3 separate regions of the Homo sapiens genome follow, and all the other regions are linked to region 2. The links are chromatin contacts, found by Hi-C or POLR2A ChIA-PET in ENCODE. All regions are on one chromosome and are shown on one strand. Each heading gives the region's core, a stretch centred on a gene start or an enhancer-like site at or near the end of the contact. The rest is flanking DNA. Distances are from core to core; before and after follow the strand shown. Region 1 overlaps OSBPL10 (oxysterol binding protein like 10). Region 2 overlaps CMTM7 (CKLF like MARVEL transmembrane domain containing 7). Region 3 overlaps GLB1 (galactosidase beta 1).

Region 1 (3,235 bases), core at 555-3,054, 520 kb before region 2:
GGGAAGGAGAGGGAGCAAGGGTTGAAAAACTATCGCATACCATGCTCAGTGCCTAGGTGACAGGATCATTCATACCTCAAACGTGAGCATCACTCAGTACACCCAGGTAACAAACCTGCCCGTGTACCTCCAAATCTAAAATAAAAGTTGAAAAAAAATTATCTGTAACCAACCACGCAACACCCTTTAAGAGAAATCCAGGCCGGGAGTGGTAGCTCACGCCTGTAATCCCAGCACTTTGGGAGGACGAGGTGGGCAGATCACCTGAGGTCAGGAGTTCAAGACCAGCCTGACCAATACGGCGAAACCCCGTCTCTACTAAAAAATATAAAAAATTAGCCAGGTGTGGTGGTGGGAGCCTGTAATCCCAGCTACTCGGGAGGCTGAGGCAAGAGAATCGCTTGAACCCGGGAGGTGGAGGTTGCAGTGAGCCAAGATCGCACCATTGCACTCCAGCCTGGGTGACAAGAGTGAAACTCCGTCTCAAAAAAAAAAAAAAAAAAAGAATCCAGCACTGTCTCCAGGAGGGAAATAATTAATGTACAATAAGTATGCATGTATTTATTTTGATACTGATCAAATTCTATCCAAAAGGCTATAGCACACAAACATGGATGCACTGATACTGGCTTCTACATTCTAGAACCCAAAATAAGTTAACATGCAGAAATCAATGTGCATATTTTGTACAGCTTCCTACTCACCTATTTCCCCAATTCTAAAGTCACGTAAAATGTTCCTTCTTGGTTTGTCTTCCTAATTGGGTGATTTGGCAAGTGTAGAGTGAGTGGCCACCCCACTGCCTCTAAAAACAGAGGAGTCAAGTGTAACAACAGGTTGGTTATAAGCATTATGATGCCTTTGTTCTCATGAGCAGTCAGAAGTAAAATATCTGACACCTTTTTTCATGCACCAAACCTCACTCTAAATTGACTCTTAGTCTTTTATCACCCACCCCCACAAATGATCATTTTCCACAGTCCATGGCTCACCAATGAGTAAGCTAATCAATACAGTAAAAATGTAAATGTTTGTTCCACTCAGTACTCTTAAATATTGGAGTGGACACTTTCAAAATCACCTTTCCCTGATAACATAAAAGCTCTCTAAATCCCTGATTAATTACTTCTCAGGCACCTGTTAATCTCCCTCGCTGTTTCCAATTAACAAAATCAAAACCAACAGGTTTTAACATTCTTGCCAAAAAGACCAATTGTGTTGATTCATCCACCTGGCCCTCTCCTGAAAATGGTTGCTTATCTCTGCTTTCCATCTTTAACTGTTTAATAAATGTTTTTATTGTAAGCCGGGACTCCTATTAAGATATGCAGACTAAATATATCTCTTTTGTTCTAATATTTAGATTTCAAAAAATCGATTTCAAGCCTCTCCAAAAGCATTTCTTCTAAATAATGTGAGGCTGTGCCTCCTTGCATTACTTTACTTCCCTTGTGCACATCAATAATGAGATTCCAGGAGGAGGTCAATAGGACACTGGAGAATAAGACAAGACAAAGTCGGTGTCACAGCCGGGGTTCAGCATCCCACCGGTGCCCACACTAGGCCCCACACAAGAAATTACACGACAGTTACAGCGTTCATGTGAGGTGGGGCCAAGGGCCTTGGCAAAGGAATTTCAGTGTCCAACTCCACTAGGAGTCCCAACCAAATGAGAAAGTAATTCAATCTTTACAGTCTTTATAGTGAAAAGCTATTAACGAGGTGTCTTTTGCTATGTTGTGAAAAATGAAAAGAATAAATCCTTACTGCTTGACTAGAGAAAAAAAGTACATTCAAGAGCCTCTGTTAATTTACATGATGGGTAGTTTAGCACACCTGGCTGCAGACAAGTGCAACCTATGCAAATAGGTAACCCCCAGCTGAAAGACTACAGACACCCAAACCTCCTACTCACAAGTATGCTTTGTTTTTATCAAGCAACCAGCTTTTGAGAGTCTCTCTGAACCTATTCTGGTTCTGGAGGCTGCCTGATTTAAAACACAAAAAGAGAAAAGAAACTAGCTGTTGAGATAGGAAGGAGCACCTTGGAAGGTACAAACTGATCTAGTATGCTGACAATCAATCAATCAATACCTCAAAACATGTAACCTTGACTGGACTAACGCACTCTTTTTTCCTCTTGGCTTCCAGTAGGATTACTGCACTAATTCCCAAGAGCTGCTGAAGTATGAGGCTGACTTTGCTCCTCGGTTTTGTTATCAGCCTTAGTTAAGGTGTTTGAGAGAAACAGATACTTAAAATGTGTGATTACAGTTTAAAACATCAAGGGACTCTGATTAAATCTTTAAGTGGTGCTAACAGCCTTAATAACTTTAATTTGTTAAATTTAGAAACTAAGTGAGGTTAATCAATGAATAAGTGAAACCATTTTTGACATGAAAATTACTACTTTATAAATAAAAATTTATCTACAAGTTGAGCTTAAAGTTCAAGAAATACTAGGTTTTAAAATTTACTATTTTAATAAACTAATAATTGAAAAAGAACAACTTACTATAAATATCATTCCAAACAAAAGCCCTCCTCAGTTATTAAAAACACAATGACAATTCACTTAACCTTTATGCCAGTATTTTAAACTTTCTCTTTTGCTTTAAAAAATAGTAATAATGACAAAGTTAAAAGACAGCAAGACAAGTCCCTGAAAGTGAAACAAAAACATCTAGAAGACACACACTGGAGTTGTTTTTTCTTTTCTTTTTTTTTTTTTTAAAGAGACAGGGTCTCATTCTGTTGCCCAGGCCAGAGTACAGTGGTATGATCATAGCTCACTGTAGCCTCGAACTCCTGGGCTCAAACGATCCTCCTGCCTCAGCCTCCTGAGGAGTGAGCTACCATGCCTGGCTCCAGAGCAGTTTTGTGTCTAAAGAGTTTGGAATGGAAAATCACCTCAGAAAGGAAAAGGGTTAATGAGATAGTAAGGCGGTCATCACTGGGACCACTGCTGACCAAACAGGAAACAAATGAAAGTAAGCAAGTCACTGGCCCCACTACCTCCAGCCCAAGCCTATAAGGATAGGAAAGCAAAGTCAGTGTATGGGGTAGACCAGGTGAGACCATGGCAACAGGGGCCCACATACCCCATTTCCTGTGCCATGTGGAATGCAGGCCCACTACTGCTAGACCATCTATTAATAAATCTTCCAAAAAATTTCAGACAGTGGTAATTTGTACATATTCAGATGTTTAAGGGAAAGCATTTGATTTTTAAATC
Region 2 (3,127 bases), core at 622-3,121:
AGTTGAGGGCTCTTGCAGTGTTACTTTTAAACCCCTGGACATGGCTGGGCACCGTGGCTCACACCTGTAATCCCAGCACTTTGGGAGGCTGAGACGGGTGGATCACTTGAGGTCAGGAGTTCGAGACCAGCCTGACCAATATGGTGAAACCCTGTCTCTACTAAAAATATAAAAATTAGCCGGCCGTGGTGGTGCACACCTGTAGTCCCAGCTACTCAGGAAGCTGAGGCAGGAGAATCGCTTGAACCCAGAAGGCAGAGGTTGCAGTGAGTGGGGATAGCGCCACTGCACTCCAGCCTGGGTGACAGAGTGAGACTCTGTCTCAAAAGAAAAAAATAGGCCGGGCGCGGTGGCTCACGCCTGTACTCTCGACACTTTGGGAGGCCAAGGCATGCAGATCGCAAGGTCAGGAGATCGAGACTCTCCTGGCCAACATGGTGAAACCCTGTCTCTACTAAAAATACAAAAATTAGCTGGGCATGGTGGCGCATACATGTAATCCCAGCTACTTGTGAGGCTGAGGTAGGAGAATCCCTTGAACCAGGGAGGTGGAGGTTGCAGTGAGCTGAGATGTTGCCACTGCACTCCTGCCTAGCGACAGAGTGAGACTCCATCTCAAAAAAATAAAATAAATAAAATAAACCCCTGGACATTTATGTTAGATATTTTATTTTTATGACAGTTCAATATAAAAGAACAAACCGTTACGAGAGGAGCTAGAAGGCACCTTAAGAGGCAAGTGAACCCTTTGGACAGCATCACTTTGAAGTTACTCTACACAGAAACATCTGTCTTCCAGGAGCCTCCCAGCTGCTTCACTCCGTCCTGAAGTCAGAACCCCTACCTCCAGTCCTCTCTGAATTCAGGCGTGTTTGTGCATTTGCTTTTCTAACTGGGAACACGAAGACACCTGAGAGGGTTGGAGCTGGCGGGAGGAGGGCAGGGATAAACACCCCAGCGCCTTTTCCCCACTATTGTCTTGTTCTTTCTTCCACTTCACCTTTGCTTTCTTTTTTAACTTGTATATTAAGTTCAGGGGTACTTGTGTAGGTTTCTTATATGGTAAACTTGTGTCATGGGAGGGGGTTGTTGTACAGATTATTTTGTCACCCAGGAATTAAGCTTCTAAATAATTCAGGGGGCCCCAGCATTTGCAGAAGTTACCTACTGGCTTTAGAAGAATTTCTGAAAAGTTTGATGTCAGTCAAATCTTTTTTTTTTTTTTAACTTAATATGCTGGCTAAGATGCTGGCTATTTAAAGTTGGAATGAATGAATCCCTGGGCAAAAAGGAAGCTTTTAGGAGCACGCATAAGCACACACCATACTCTGGCTAAATTAGATTTTCTAAAATTGGGCTTTCCTAAAGAAAGTCATATGGTAGATGGCCATAGGCCCAGTGAACCGAATTCAGAAAGTGTTATTTCATGAGCAAGTTTCCCAGAAAGGTTCGAGATGTTTCTGATAGAGCAGGAATGTACTTCCTACTACACAGTACTCAGCCCTGGAGGCTCAGAGCAGGAAGACCTGACCTGCACAGGCCCCTTTTGTTGGCTGGGAAACTTCCACATCCCTGTGTCACCATGAAAAAGAGCTAACTTTGTCTTCAACGACGAGTTGGAAAATTATTTTAATCTCTGCATTAAACTAGATGCAAAATTGCCTCTCTACCTAGGAATCACGCTGCATAATCCCACATTATCTGCATTTTCAGTCATGCCTTGAATAATGATACTTGAGTTCTTGAGGAGGTCATTGTGGGGCTGGGAAGACCCCTAGACTTCCCCATGTAGATGTGGCCTGGAAGTAAGACTAACGTAGCAGCAAAGCCCTGGCGATCATGCACACTCCTGAGTAAGGCAGAGGTGTGAATCATTATATCACCATGGCTGGCTAGCTTCAGAGGAACCGAAAAAATGAAAACACTTGCGTTGCTCATTAGCAAAGGGAAATACACAAATGTTGAGGGACTCTTTGTGTCACAGCCACACTCTTCTGTTTCGATCTGGTAAGCAGAGCACTCTCCATACCTGCTTCAAGCTTCCAGCTGAGAGTTCTCTTTTAGCTGTTGTACCTATTGCTGAGGATCTTGATAGTGGGCTAGCAACAAGGGGCTTTAGAAAATAAGAGCATTTCAGCATCAACTGTTTTAACTGGAGTAAGATCCATTTTGTGATTTGATTTGATTTTTATTTTTTTAGAGACAGACTTTCACTCTGTCTTGCAGGCTGGAGTGCAGTGACGTGATAATAGCTCACTGCAACCTCAACCTCCTAGGCTCAATTGATCCTCCCACCTCAGCCTCCCAAGTTGCTGAGACCACAGGTGCATGCCACCACGCCCAGCTAGTTTTTGTATTTTTTGTAGAGACAGGGTCTTGCTTGTTGCCCAGGCTGGTCTCAAACTCCTGGCTTCAGGTGATCCACCCGCCTTGGCCTCCCAAAGTGCTGGGATTGCAGGCGTGAGCCTGGGATGCCAGGCATGCACCAGGCCCCATTTTGTGATTTAATTCTCATTGTAGACTGACATTTTCTATAGCAGAATTTTTCAACAGTAGTACTGTAGTTGAGGGGCCACATTTGGGGCTGGAGATGGGTAACTCTTTACTATGGGAGCTCTCCTATTTATTGCAGGGTGCTTAGCAGCACCCTGGGCCTCTACCCACTAAATGCCAGTAGCAACCCCCATCCCCGCAAATTGTGTAAACCAAAAATATATACACACATTGCCAAATGTCCCATAGGACACAAAATCATATACCCATACGCTAACACACCCATACACTAACACCACACGCATACACACACACACACACACACACACACACACACACACTTTAAGACTCGCTGCTCTGGCCAGGCGTGGTGGCTCACACCTGTAATCACAGCACTTTGGGGAGCTGGGGCAGGCAGATTACTTGAGTTCAGGAGTTTAAGACCAGTCTGGCCAACATGGTGGAACCCCCTCTCTACTAAAAATGCAAAAATTAGCTGGGCATGGTGGTGCATACCTGTAGTCCCAGCTACTCTGGAGGCTGAGGCAAGAGAATCGCTTGAATCTCGTAGGCAGAGTTGCAGTGAGCCAAGATCATGCTACTGCACTCCAGCCTGGGCAACAGAGTGAGACTC
Region 3 (3,312 bases), core at 515-3,014, 610 kb after region 2:
GTCGTAGCTGGTGGGCTGTGCTGCATAGGGTGAGTTGGCCCCTAGAAGACAAAAATGTGCCACTAGTTATTACTGATGGTGCAGCTCTGGGACAAGTTCTTTGGGATCCATGAGCTCAGCACTGTAGAGAGAGAAAACTAGAAGACACATTAAAACCACTTGTTGGGAGACACAGACGTGACCCTCAGGATGCAACGTTTAGAGGAAGGAATTTCTTTCTACAGGTAGCAGTTACCAGGCACCTTAGAGTTTACCAAGGACTCTTTCCATCCACTCTCTACAGAAGCTCACAGCTGTGATTCTAGCAGGTATCACCCCCACTGGACAAGCAGGGAATCTGAAGCTCCCCACAAAAATCTGCTAACACCTCACAAGCAGTAATGGCAGGGCTTATGATATGACCCCCATCTCTGACTGTTAATCCTGTCAACTCTGAACTTTTTCACGTCCTCAAGCTGTGGCTGAGAAAAGCTCAGTGGTGAAGACACAGATGACTAGGCCATGGATCAGCAGAAAACCCAGGGCTTATTAAACCAAACACAGCGGGAGATGACAGCAGACCCACATCAGCCACAGAGGTTCAAACATAATCCGAGGGCCTTTGTTGCATCTACAAAGACTGTCGATGGGGCTGTGGTGCACCTCTTGGATCCCCCTTTAGAACCAGGGCACTCACTCATTCTCCCAGCAGCTAGGGCTGTTGTCTGCTGACATTTCTCAGATGTGTCCGTCTCTGGGTGCTGGCCTGTGCTGAGCTGCCTCACCCAAGGTTACAACCCTCAGGGATAGCCCACATCCAACAACTGACCAATGTGCCTCGAACAGCCAACCCAGCTGCAGAGCTCCCTCTAAGATTGGATGAGGCCACTTGTGAAGCTGCATCATAGCCCCACTTCTCCCTCTCTATCCTACAGGCATTGCTCCAGAGAGCACAATCAATAAGCTTTCTACCAGGTAATCTCAGAGTCTGTTTCCCTGGGAACTTGACCTACAACAAAGACCAATGGATAATGCCAACACTGAGTATACAAAAGGACTAGAAAAACAAATGCCCCTGCAGTCACTGTGCAAGGGGCGGGGTCTAGACCAGAGGATCCCGACCTTGTCAGGGATGATGTTCACAGGTATGAGGTTGTCTGCAACATTGGGTGGTACTTCAAAAACTTACCCATGCTTAAGTGTCACATGGAGAGCTTGTTAAAACAGATTCCTAAGCCCCATCCCAGAGATTCTAATTCAGCAGGTCTGGAGTGGGGCCTGAAACTGCATTTCTAACAGGTGTCCAGGTGACGCTGATGCTGCCATCCATAGACCAGCAAGGCTTTGTGCCTTCCTCCTCTACTTCAGAGAGCATATTGCAATGCAAGTGTGTGAGAATGAAGTTATTTTAGGAATAGTCTTTTGTCCAACCTAATTTGTACATCAATGAGGCACAAAACATGATAGTTTACCTAGGATTAGTAATAAATTCCTTGGATGCAGCTCACCAATGATGGAGCCACCTTGGGTGACCTACTGGTTGTGGAGGTGACAGATGAGCAAGGCTGAGGATCAGATCAAGCAGGTCAGCTCCAAAGACTTTTTCATTAGTTCTCTGCACAGAATCTAAACTTTGAAAGATCTGGACCACTCAACCAACTGAACTGATCTAGTCATACCATTTCCCCCATTTCTTATTAATCAGAGACAACTCACAGCCAACAGGTCTGCCTGCCTTAAGGGATTCATAGGTTAAAACACATCCCTTCCTGTGAGACACAAAGAAAAAAAAAAACCCACATCCGTTGCTGCAAGGAACTCACCTTCTTTGTGGCCCTCGTCTGCTTCTAATGTGGTAGTCACCCATGCTGTGCTGTGTTTCTTATTTGTTATGTCTCTCTCCATGCTACACTGCTTGCACCTCAGGGGCAGAGACTGTGCCTCACTTGCCCTTGAGTCCTTAGCCAGAGCCCAGCATGGAGGGGGTTGCCAGGTTGAGTTGGGAAAGTGTGACCTCTAGAAGCACACTTTACAGGCCGAGGGAGCCCAGGCTGGGAAGCTGTCCAGTGGGTTTAAGGATGGATTGGAAGACTAAGTATTTGTTCTAGTTCTACTGGCAGAATCTTACTTTGGGTGTTTTTAGACCACCAAAGGGCAGCATCGCAGAGAAATGGTGCAGATTCAAGCCTCCTCTGGCCACTTAAGAGGGTGTGAGGTGGGAAGGTGAAAGAAATGGTGAGACTTTGCATTCATCAACATTCCACATTGTGTGAGAAGTACAGGAGCGCCTGGACCCTGTAGGCAGCCATCACACAGCTGTGGACACACACAGGTGTGGAGGAAGGAGACACACACCTGCACAGGCAGGTGCATGTTCCTGTGGGTGGGATGGGCAGTGAACTCCCCACTCCTGATGCCTTTCTCTCCCTGCTCTCCTCTAGGAAGCTGGCCTGAAGAACAGCTGCTAAGTACAGACTGGCCTTCTCTCACTTCCTCAAAGAGACAGGGCAAAAAGCAGCTTCAGGGAGGCTTGGCAGAACACAGTGGGGTGGGTGTGGGGGCTGGCTCAGGGGCTCCAGGGTGCAAAGGGTGATCCAAAGCGCAGTGACTCTGGCTCACCACCACCTGAGTTCCAGTCCAAGCTTCACCCCTTGCCAGCTGAACAGAAAACGTGTGGACTTTTTTTTGTATTCAGCTATTCTTATCTGAAAAGTGGTGCTGATAATCTCTAATTAAGATGAGGCTAATATGCAGGCTAAATAAGGCAACAGAGGAAGAAAGGGGAATTCTATGGATTATGGCAGAGGGAGGGGCAGGAGAGAGGATTAAGGACAACATTTATGTTCTGACAGTTTCTATAATGTCCAATTTTTTTTTAAGATGAATGTGTTATTTTAAGTATAACAGTAAGATTTTTAAAAAATTGTGTCATGAACCATAAAGTTCCAAAAACGATGCCTTTTTTCCTGGATCGGATGATTGGTCCCGATCCCATCAATGGCAGCTAGGGGGAATCCCCATCTACTAAGTGAAAAAGGCACCCACCAGGTCTCAACTGTTTCTCATAAGATGAACACAGAGGGATTATCTAAAATATCAGTGACCAACCTTGGCACACTATTATCTTTTCCTTTTTTTTAATTTAATTTAAGTTCCGGGATATATGTGCAGGACGTGTAGGTTTGTTACATAGGTAAACGTGTGCCATGGTGGTTTGCCACACCTATCAACTGGTCACTTAGGTATTTATTTTATTTTATTTTTGAGACAAAGTCTCACCCTGTCACCCAGGCTGGAGTGCAATGGCACGATCTCAGCTCACTGCAACCTCCA

What was found. A loop is a pair of places that touch in the nucleus more often than their neighbours do. ChIA-PET counts read pairs that join two places held with the same protein, here RNA polymerase II (POLR2A). Pooled maps may share reads with other maps.
Region 1: a map of naive thymus-derived CD4-positive, alpha-beta T cell shows a loop between it and region 2 (2.7-fold over the local background). The contact joins two enhancer-like sites. A Hi-C loop is called at or near these places in 1 of 168 maps with a recorded cell type or tissue (naive thymus-derived CD4-positive, alpha-beta T cell), 1 of 37 single-sample maps with no recorded cell type and 5 of 50 pooled maps. POLR2A ChIA-PET finds 5 or more read pairs at or near these places in 2 of 52 experiments (AG04450 and HEK293).
Region 3: a pooled map shows a loop between it and region 2 (2.3-fold over the local background). The contact joins two enhancer-like sites. A Hi-C loop is called at or near these places in 1 of 168 maps with a recorded cell type or tissue (OCI-LY7), 1 of 37 single-sample maps with no recorded cell type and 3 of 50 pooled maps.

The regions. Positions count from the first base shown.
Region 1 is chr3:31,915,612-31,918,846 of GRCh38, forward strand. The region is part of intron 1 of OSBPL10 (oxysterol binding protein like 10); the gene reads right to left. Among named protein-coding and RNA genes, the nearest start is that of OSBPL10, 64 kb to the right of the region's middle. Within about 2 kb of position 1,805, at least 2 of the 41 ENCODE cell types and tissues checked have a DNase peak (open chromatin) inside an H3K27ac peak, as active enhancers do.
Region 2 is chr3:32,437,273-32,440,399 of GRCh38, forward strand. The region is part of intron 1 of CMTM7 (CKLF like MARVEL transmembrane domain containing 7); the gene reads left to right. Among named protein-coding and RNA genes, the nearest start is that of CMTM7, 47 kb to the left of the region's middle. RefSeq lists an enhancer at 1-24. Within about 2 kb of position 1,872, at least 8 of the 41 ENCODE cell types and tissues checked have a DNase peak (open chromatin) inside an H3K27ac peak, as active enhancers do; they include OCI-LY7, where a contact is called at or near this core.
Region 3 is chr3:33,046,192-33,049,503 of GRCh38, forward strand. It overlaps GLB1 (galactosidase beta 1), which reads right to left. Exons shown (of 16, transcript NM_000404.4): 10 at 1-41. Among named protein-coding and RNA genes, the nearest start is that of GLB1, 49 kb to the right of the region's middle. Within about 2 kb of position 1,765, at least 5 of the 41 ENCODE cell types and tissues checked have a DNase peak (open chromatin) inside an H3K27ac peak, as active enhancers do; they include OCI-LY7, where a contact is called at or near this core.